Linked DNA regions of Homo sapiens: regions 2 and 3 are each linked to region 1. A link is a contact called in ENCODE Hi-C or POLR2A ChIA-PET data. All regions are on one chromosome and are shown on one strand. Each heading gives the region's core, a stretch centred on a gene start or an enhancer-like site at or near the end of the contact. The rest is flanking DNA. Distances are from core to core; before and after follow the strand shown. Region 1 has its middle 15 kb from the start of LINC02130. Region 2 holds the start of CEP20 (centrosomal protein 20). Region 3 overlaps SNX29 (sorting nexin 29).

The links. Hi-C counts contacts between places; a loop is a spot of excess contacts on that map. ChIA-PET counts read pairs that join two places held with the same protein, here RNA polymerase II (POLR2A). Pooled maps may share reads with other maps.
Region 2: a pooled map shows a loop between it and region 1 (5-fold over the local background). The contact joins the promoter of CEP20 here to the enhancer-like site in region 1. A Hi-C loop is called at or near these places in 1 of 50 pooled maps. POLR2A ChIA-PET finds 5 or more read pairs at or near these places in 2 of 52 experiments (BJ and WTC11).
Region 3: a loop to region 1 is called in a map with no recorded cell type, with 16 times the contacts of the local background. The contact joins two enhancer-like sites. A Hi-C loop is called at or near these places in 6 of 37 single-sample maps with no recorded cell type and 5 of 50 pooled maps.

The regions. Positions count from the first base shown.
Region 1 is chr16:14,353,560-14,356,259 of GRCh38, forward strand. No RefSeq gene overlaps it. Among named protein-coding and RNA genes, the nearest start is that of LINC02130, 15 kb to the right of the region's middle. RefSeq lists enhancers at 1-252, 1,226-1,325 and a silencer at 1,046-1,105. Within about 2 kb of position 1,297, at least 5 of the 41 ENCODE cell types and tissues checked have a DNase peak (open chromatin) inside an H3K27ac peak, as active enhancers do.
Region 2 is chr16:15,887,286-15,889,985 of GRCh38, forward strand. It overlaps CEP20 (centrosomal protein 20), which reads right to left and starts at 1,318. Exons shown (of 5, transcript NM_144600.4): 1 at 1,273-1,318. The coding sequence starts at 1,300.
Region 3 is chr16:12,538,020-12,540,719 of GRCh38, forward strand. All of the region lies in intron 20 of SNX29 (sorting nexin 29), which reads left to right. It also overlaps a transcript of SNX29-AS3 not described here. Among named protein-coding and RNA genes, the nearest start is that of SNX29-AS3, 72 kb to the right of the region's middle. Within about 2 kb of position 1,364, at least 2 of the 41 ENCODE cell types and tissues checked have a DNase peak (open chromatin) inside an H3K27ac peak, as active enhancers do.

The sequences.
Region 1 (2,700 bases), core at 47-2,546:
TGCTGAGTGGCGTCAAGCACCTTTTCATATGCCTCTTGACCATTCATTTGTCTTCTTTGGGGAAGAGTCTGCTCAGGTCCTTTGCCCATTTTTGGAGCTATTTGGTTTTTTGCTATTGGGTTGTAGGAGTTCTTTATATATTTTGGATATTAACCAACATATATACAGGGGAAGGTGGGGGAGGCAGGAGGGAGGGAGGGAGGGAAGGTGGGAGGGGAAAAGGCATGGCAGGGAAGGCAGGGAGGAAAGCAGGAGGGACAGAGGGGAGAGTAGTAGAAGGGGGAGGGAGAAAGGGAGAGGGAGGAAGGGGGAGGAAGGAAAGCAGGGGGAGGAAGAAGAGGAGGGAGAAAGTGGGGAGAGGAGGGGGAAAGTGGGGAGAGGAGGGGGAAAGGGGGGAGAGGAGGCAAAGAAAGGGGAGGAGGGGGAGGGAAAGAAAGGGGAGGAGGGGGAGGGAAGGAGGAAGGGGGAGGGGAATGAAAGCAAGGTGGGGGGCAGAGAGGGGAGGGGGAAGGGGAAGAAATGGGAGGAGGGGGAGGGGGAGGGGCAGAGGGAGGAGGGAAGGAGGAAAAGAGGGGGAGGGAAAGAGGAAAAGAGGGGGAGGGAAAGAGGAAAAGAGGGGGAGGGAAAGAGGAAAAGAGGGGGAAGAGGGGAGAGGTAGAGGGAGGAGGAGGAAGGGGGAGGGGGAAGGGGGAAGGAAAGGGGAAGGGGAGGGTAGGAGGGAGGACAGGGAAGGGGAAAGGGGAGGGGGAAGGGAGGAGGGGAGGGGGAAGGGAGGAGGGGAGGGGGAAGGGAGGAGGGGGAGTAGGGGGAGGAGGGAAGCGGAGGAGGGAGAGGAGGGAAGGGGAGGAGGGGGAGGAGGAGAGAGGGACGAGGAGAGGAGGGGAGGGGAGAGGGAGGAGGAGGGGCGGGGAGAGGGAGGAGGAGGGGAGGGGAGAGGGAGGAGGAGGGGAGGGGAGAGGGAGGAGGAGGAGAGAGGGAGGAGGAGGGGAGGGGAGAGGGAGGAGGAGGGGAGAAGGAGGAAGAGGGGAGGGGAGAGGGAGGAGGAGGCGGAGCGGAGAGGGAAGAGGAGGGGATGGGGGAGGGGAGGAGAGGAGGATGGGGAGGAGGGAAGGAGGGAGTAGTTTATTTCATTTACCCATCTGAGTAGCCCAAGGTTGGAACTGCATTCTGTTGATGGGGAAACGGAGCAGTTAAGTAACTTACCCAAGGTCACACAGCTGACAGGCTGAAACAAGATCCAGTGTGACACTCAAACCGAAACCGCTACACTCAAAACATGCTATGCTTTAATGATGTTACATTTTTCTAAGTTTAAGATTTTGAAAAGTTGTGCGTGTACATGCTCACCAAAAGGCAATGAACAAATCTGTGTCCTGCTCTCAACCCCAAGTCCCCTAACCACGAAGTTTCACTTCCACCTCCACAAGTAACATTTCACCATTCAGTGAGTAGCTGTAGTTTATGCAATGTAAGCTCACAGGAATATATTCTCACGTCCTCCCCTTTTTACACAAAGAGGTATACTTGCTTTGTGCATACTTGCTTTTCTTACCTAATAAAGCTTGGAAATGCTTCCTCCCTGGTTTTTCACAGCTGCATAGCATATGCGGTTATACAGATGGTGCCATTTATTTTTAACTAGTGCCCTACTGAAGGGGGTTTAGGTTGTTTCAATCTTTCGCTTTTACAATGTTGCAAAAAATAACCTCAGAGGTAAATAAGGTCTCACAAGCCCCAGTTTATCTGTAGGATTACTGCTGGGCTGCAGACCAGCTGGGACAGAGGATTTCTGCATTGGTAATTTGGACAGATATTGGCCAAGGAGACCAGGTTCATATACAACTCAGCCCAAATTCCAAAGCCAAGAGTGGGGGGGGGGGGCGGGGGGTTGGGTGGCAGCAGAGACCCAGGAGACACAAGGACACACATCCCCTCTCTATCTCCTCCAGTCCTGCCACCATCTCACCGCTGTCAGCTTCCTTTGAGCTTTCCTGTGATCACAGAACAGTGATGACCCCATGTCTTAAACGCACAAGATGAAATAGCACACAACCCTAACAAGTGAGGAAGACAGAAGGAAAAGGGCACCAAGATTCATTAAAAGGGGGCAAAGCGGGGCCGGGCGCAGCAGCTCACGCCTGTAATCTCAGTACTTTGGGAGGCTGAGGTGGGCAGATCATTTGAGGTCAGGAGTTTGAGACCAGCCTGGCCAACATGGTGAAATCCCATCTCTACTAAAAATACAAAAAGTAGCCGGGCATGGTGGCAGGCACCTGTAGTCCCAGATACTTGAGAGGCTGAGGCAAGAGAATCACTTCAGCCCAGGAGGCAGAGGTTGCAGTGAGCTGAGATGACACCACTGCACTCCAGCCTGGGTGACAAAGTGAGACTCCATCTCAAAAAAACAAAATAAATAAAAATTTAAATTTAAATTTAAAAAGTGGGGGAGCAAAACGGGAAAACATGCCAGAGAAGGGCAGCCCCCAGCATCCCTGTCCATCCCGCAGGGATGACAACATGGAACAGGGGAGGGTCTCAGACTTCCCCAAATAAACTGAGCCATGAACCGAGGACCCTGAGGCACCTGGGCCGCTCTCTGGGCATTCCCTAATCAGGAGGGTACTTGAGGCAGCCGGTCCCCTGTGCCAGAGCCCCGTGCATGGGGTTTCATGTGCATTATCCCAGCTAAGCCTCCTGGCC
Region 2 (2,700 bases), core at 68-2,567, 1.5 Mb after region 1:
CTGTTCTTGTGGACAGATGCATGCCTGTTCTGTTTTATGATTGTTCACCAGCCCTGTCCCCAAATACACACTTTTATACACGTCTCCTCCCTAAAATATCTAAGAATTACTAGTTTAAACCCTGGGTTCCCTGCAAAGTGGAACTGGTTTTATTTTTTGGACAGCAATCTTGCTCAGTGATTAAGACCTGGCGCTCCAGTGCGTCACAACTAGGTTCCCATGCTGTGTCTCTTTCCAGTGAAATCACTTTGAGCTATTTCACTTCTCAGTACCTCGTTTCCCAGTCTATGAAATGGGCATAGGGTTGTTACAATCAGGTAACACACAGGCTGAGTTGAGTAGTGCCTGACACATGAGGCTCAATGATAACTATTATTACTATTACTTGTCTGGACATTTGCTTCAAAGTAAACAGCGTACAAATGTCATTAATGACTCAAACATAACTAGCTTAGAGTATCTTTTCCTGAAAAGACAGGAGAATGGCCAGGCCAGCAAACTTTTTGCCTCTAGTTTCTTCTGATGAAAAAGGGGCCAGGCGCTCACACCTGTAATCCCAGCACTTTGAGGGGGCCAAGGCAGGAGGATAGCTTGAGACCAGGAGTTCGACAGTAAGACCCCGTGTCTACAAAAAATACAAAAATTAGCCGGGCGTAGTGAAGAGCCCCTGTATTCCCACCTGCTCTGGAAGCTGAGGTGGGAGGATAGCTGGAGTCCCGGAGTTCGAAGCTGCAGTGAGCTGTGATCGCGCTACTGCACTCCAGCCTGGGCGACAGAGAGACCCTCTCTTTAAAAAAAAAAAAAAAAAGCAAGGAGGGGAGGGCTACTTAACAGGTTGTTGTAAGGACCCAACGAGACAACCAAGCAAATTGTTTAGGGCAGTGCCTAACCCAATAGGGGTTGTGGGAATTGTAGTCATCAGCCCTGAGTGCCAAGCCTGGTCCAAGTCCTCCAGCCCCCGGCAGGGTCCAAGAAGATGAGCCAGGGGCCCAAGATGCAGGCCTGTAGGCCTCTTAGATGCCTGAAGATTACGCAACTCCTCCTTTAGCTCCAAACTGGCTTAAAACTCGCCAGTGGGCAACCTCTTCCCCATAAGAGCTCCCCGCGCACGGGCCAAGACAGCAGCCAGACGCTCCCCGCAGGCCCTCACACCGAAGAATGACGCCTGTAAAAGCCAACCCATGTGTTCCGCGCGCTCTCCTCCCATCCCATCCTTTCCACAAGATGAAGGCCCGACGCTTCCCATGTGGAGGCCTCCCTGCTCGCACTCACCAGCCTTCAACTCTGCCACAGTCGCCATTTTTCAACGGCCGCCAGGGCCGCACCGCGGCCCTGCGCACGCGCAGCTCCGCCCCACTCACCCTGCGGCGTGGTCTGTAGCCAATAGGCGCACAGCTCTCGCCCCGCCCACTTCCGCCCCTCTCAGTTTATGAGCTCTGCGGTTGAGTGGGTAGTGAATGTCGACCAGAGACTCCACCAATCAGCGAGCGCTCTCGGAAGGCCCAGTTGAGTGAGACGGCAGGGAGGGCGGGGACTGAGGCAGTGGAGAGCCCTGTGGGGTGCTGCTGGCACCTTAGTGCTTAACTTTAGCCAGCTGAGTTTTTCATTGTCTCTGCAGCCTCAAGTACCAACTGCTAGTAGTTACCACCTATTAACCCTGCGGTTCTCAAACTTGAGCATGAATCCTCATCACCTCCAAGACTTGTTTAAACGGATTGTTTGCTAGTCCTCCCCATAGAGTTTCTGATTCTGTAAATCTGGGGTGAGGCCCTAGGATTTGCATTTCTATCGAGTTCCCAGGTGGTACTGGTACTGCTGGTCGGTCTGGAGATCACACCTCGAGAACCACTGTATTAAGCACTTACTGTGACGCCTTAGCGCATTATTTCCTTATGATCACGCCGTTTTTACAATGAAGGAAACAGAGTCCTCCATCGCTGAAGAGACTTAACCAAGGTCACCAGCCTGTCCTCTTCCACTCGCACTTACACAGTGCATGTAAGGAGTCCAGGAGCTTTTTATGGAACTAACTAATGAAGGAATAAGCTCCAACATCCCATGGAAGTAAAGGAAAAGGAACAGGGGAATAATGTACCCTAAACTGAGTGTGAGGTTGCATGATTCCAGTTGTAATGCCGGTGAGATCCAAACACTTGGCTAAATAATAAACATCGATTAGACGTACACCTAAGAGTGGCCGGGCGCGGTGGCTCACGCCTGTAATCCCAGCACTTTGGGAGGCCGAGGCGGGCGGATCCCGAGGTCAGGAGATCGAGACCATCCTGGCTAACACGGTGAAACCCTGTCTCTACTAAAAATACAAAAAATTAGCCGGGCGTGCTGGCGGGCGCCTGTACTCCCAGCTACTCGGGAGGCTGAGGCAGGAGAATGGCGTGAACCCGGGAGGTGGAGCTTGCAGTGAGCCGAGATGGCACCACTGCACTCCAGCCTGGGCGACAGAGTGAGACTCCGTCTCAAAAAAAAAAAAAAAAAAGTACACCTAAGAGCTGCCAGGGCACGGTGGTTTACGCCTGGAATCCCAGCACTTTGGGAGACTGAGGTAAGGAGTTCGAGAACAGCCTGGCCAGCCTGGTGAAACCCCCTCTGTACTAAAAAAAAAGTACAAAAATTAGCCGGGCGTGGTAGCAGGAGCCTGTAATCCCAGCTACTTGGGAGGCTGAGGCACAAGAATCGCTTGAA
Region 3 (2,700 bases), core at 114-2,613, 1.8 Mb before region 1:
GACCAAAATCGTCCTGTCCTGCTAAAGTATAATCGATCTTGGTGACAGCTTTCTTCTCAGTGGGCTAAGCAAATTCACAGCTTTCTGCATTTCCCCTTGCATTTTTTTATTTTTGAGACGGAGTCTCACTCTGTCACCCAGAATAGAGTGCAGTGGTGTGATCTAGGCTCACCGCAAGCTCTGTGTTCTGGGTTCATGCCATTCTTGTGCCTCAGTCTCCCTAGTAGCTGGGATTACAGGGATCTGCCACCACACCTGGCTAATTTTGTATTTTTGTTTTTTAGTAGAGAGGGGGTTTCACCATGTTAGCCAGGATGGTCTCGGTCTTCCAAAGTGCTGACATTACAGGCGTGAGCCACCGCGCCCGGCCTCCCCTTGCACTTTTAAAATGATGTCTGGGAGTAATAACTGAGAATGGTTACTTGGTTTGGTTATCACGTATCTCCTATGTTGATGCTGTGTAACATACATCTATGATACTTTGTTGGTATGTGATAACATATTGCTTATGCGTGAGGTGATGGGCTAGGAGGCTTAACTGGTCTTAGCTGAGCTGGCTTCTGTGTCTGGGAATCAGTAGGTGGATGCAGGAGGGCCTTGACTAGGAAGAATGGAAAAACTGGGCTGTGAAACAGAAAGATCCACAGATCTTTCATCCTCCTCCCAGGACCAGTGGGCGAGCCTGGGCATGTACATCAGGGAGCACAGACAGGAGAAGCACACCCATATGGGTATCATCCAAGCTGTGAGCATGTCACATCGCCAAGGGGGATTACAAGGCAGAAACCAGAGTCAGTGGGAGGGCACTGCAAAGTCACGTGGCAAAGAGGGGCACAGAGAACGGTAGATGGGGCCATTTGTACACTTGCACAGATTAATGACCTGTTCTAAGTGGGAGAAAGGGTGGCTGTGGGCATGTAGCAGTGCTGTGAAATGCTAAGGCAAGTGATATAAATAGGGAGAAGATAGAACAGACCAGTAATTCGAGCCAAAACCATCCATGAATCCAGAATGGGGCCCAGAAAGACATCACTGTGTATTCTGGGATAGGGCCAAGTTTAATAGATTGCCCAGAGTCCTACTTGCCTTTACTTTCACAAAAAATTTTTAATTTACACAGTGCAATTGACTTTTGCTCTTGTTCATGTCTGTGAATTTAAACACATGCATAGATTTGAGTAACCACCATCACCGTCAAGATATAGACCAGTTCCTTCACCCTAAAAAGCTGTTTTCCCCTCATTTCCTTTCTAGCTGCACCCTCCCCCACCTCTAAGCCCTTGTCCCTCCCCCTCTAGTTTTGTCTTTTCAAGAATGTCACATAAATGGAATCATACTGTAAGCAACCTCTTGAGGCTGGCGTCTTTCAGCATGTGTGAGAACCGTCAAGTCGTTGGGTGAGTCAGCAGTGTTTTTATTACTGAGCAGAGTTTGGTTAAATGGATATACCACGGTTTATCTAGTCATAAAGGAATAAAGTTGCGTTGGTTCCAGTTGTTGGCAATTTTGAATAGAGCTAGTGGAAACATTCAAGTGCAGCTTTTTGTGTGAACAAAAGTTTTCATTTCTGTGCGGCAAATACCTAAGAGTTGAGGACTGGATCCTATGCTAAATGTAAGAAACTGCATTCCCACAGCGTATGAGGGGCCCAGTTGCTCTGCACCCTGGGCAGCATGTCATACTGTCATGATTCTTTACTGTGGCTGTTCACAAGGATGCAGAATATTTCATCATGGTCTTAATTTGCATTTTCCTAATGAGTAATGATGTTGAGCATATTTTCATGTGGATGTTTTCCTTTAACACATCCTCTTTGGGGAAGTAAGTAAGTGTCCAAGTATTTTGCCTGTTCTTAGAAACTAGGCTGTTTGTGGTTTTACAAAGATTTGAGTTTTGGGAGTTCTTTGTATATGTTAGATGCAAGACCTTTGTCGAACATGTGAGTTGCACATATTTTCTTCTAGTCTTCAGCTTCTTTTCAGTGTCTTTTGCATGACACCTTTTTAATTTTGATGAAATTTACTTTTTGTGTCCCAGATCATGCTTTTGGTGTCATGTCTACCAATTGTTAGCCTAAACCCAGGTCATAAAGATTTTCTCCTAGGTTTTCCTCAAAGTTTTATAGCTTTACATTTTAGATCTGCGATTCATTTTGAGTGGACTTTTGTGTCAGGTCCAAGGATTGGGTCAAGGTTAACCTACTTCCTGTGGCTGACCCGCTCCCCCCACCCCCAGCGTAAGGTCAAGTGGAGGGAGGACAGGACTAGAGGCATTACGGGGTGGCCCCACCCTCTTGGGACCACAGCTCTTATGATTAAAGAGGAACGTTATCCCCTGTATTAATTTCTTATTGTTGCCCTACCAAATTGGCACAAAGTTAGTGGCTAAAAACTACAGATTTATTCTCCAGCTGCTGTGGAGGCCAGAAGTCCGAGATCCGTCTTACTAGGCTACAGTCAAGGTGTCGGCAGGGCTGGCGCCTTCTCGAGGTTGTGGGGCAGAATTTGTTTCGCGGCTTCCTGGCAGCCACCCTATGCCATGGCCCCTTCTTTGCTTCCCAGCAATTACTCTGGGACCCTGAGATTCCATGGGGTGGACCTAAAGAGTCCAGGATCATCTCCCCATCTCAAAAGCCTGAATGTAACCACAGCTGCTGGTCCCTCTTGTTGTAGAAGCTCACATATGAAGACGCTCCAGGGA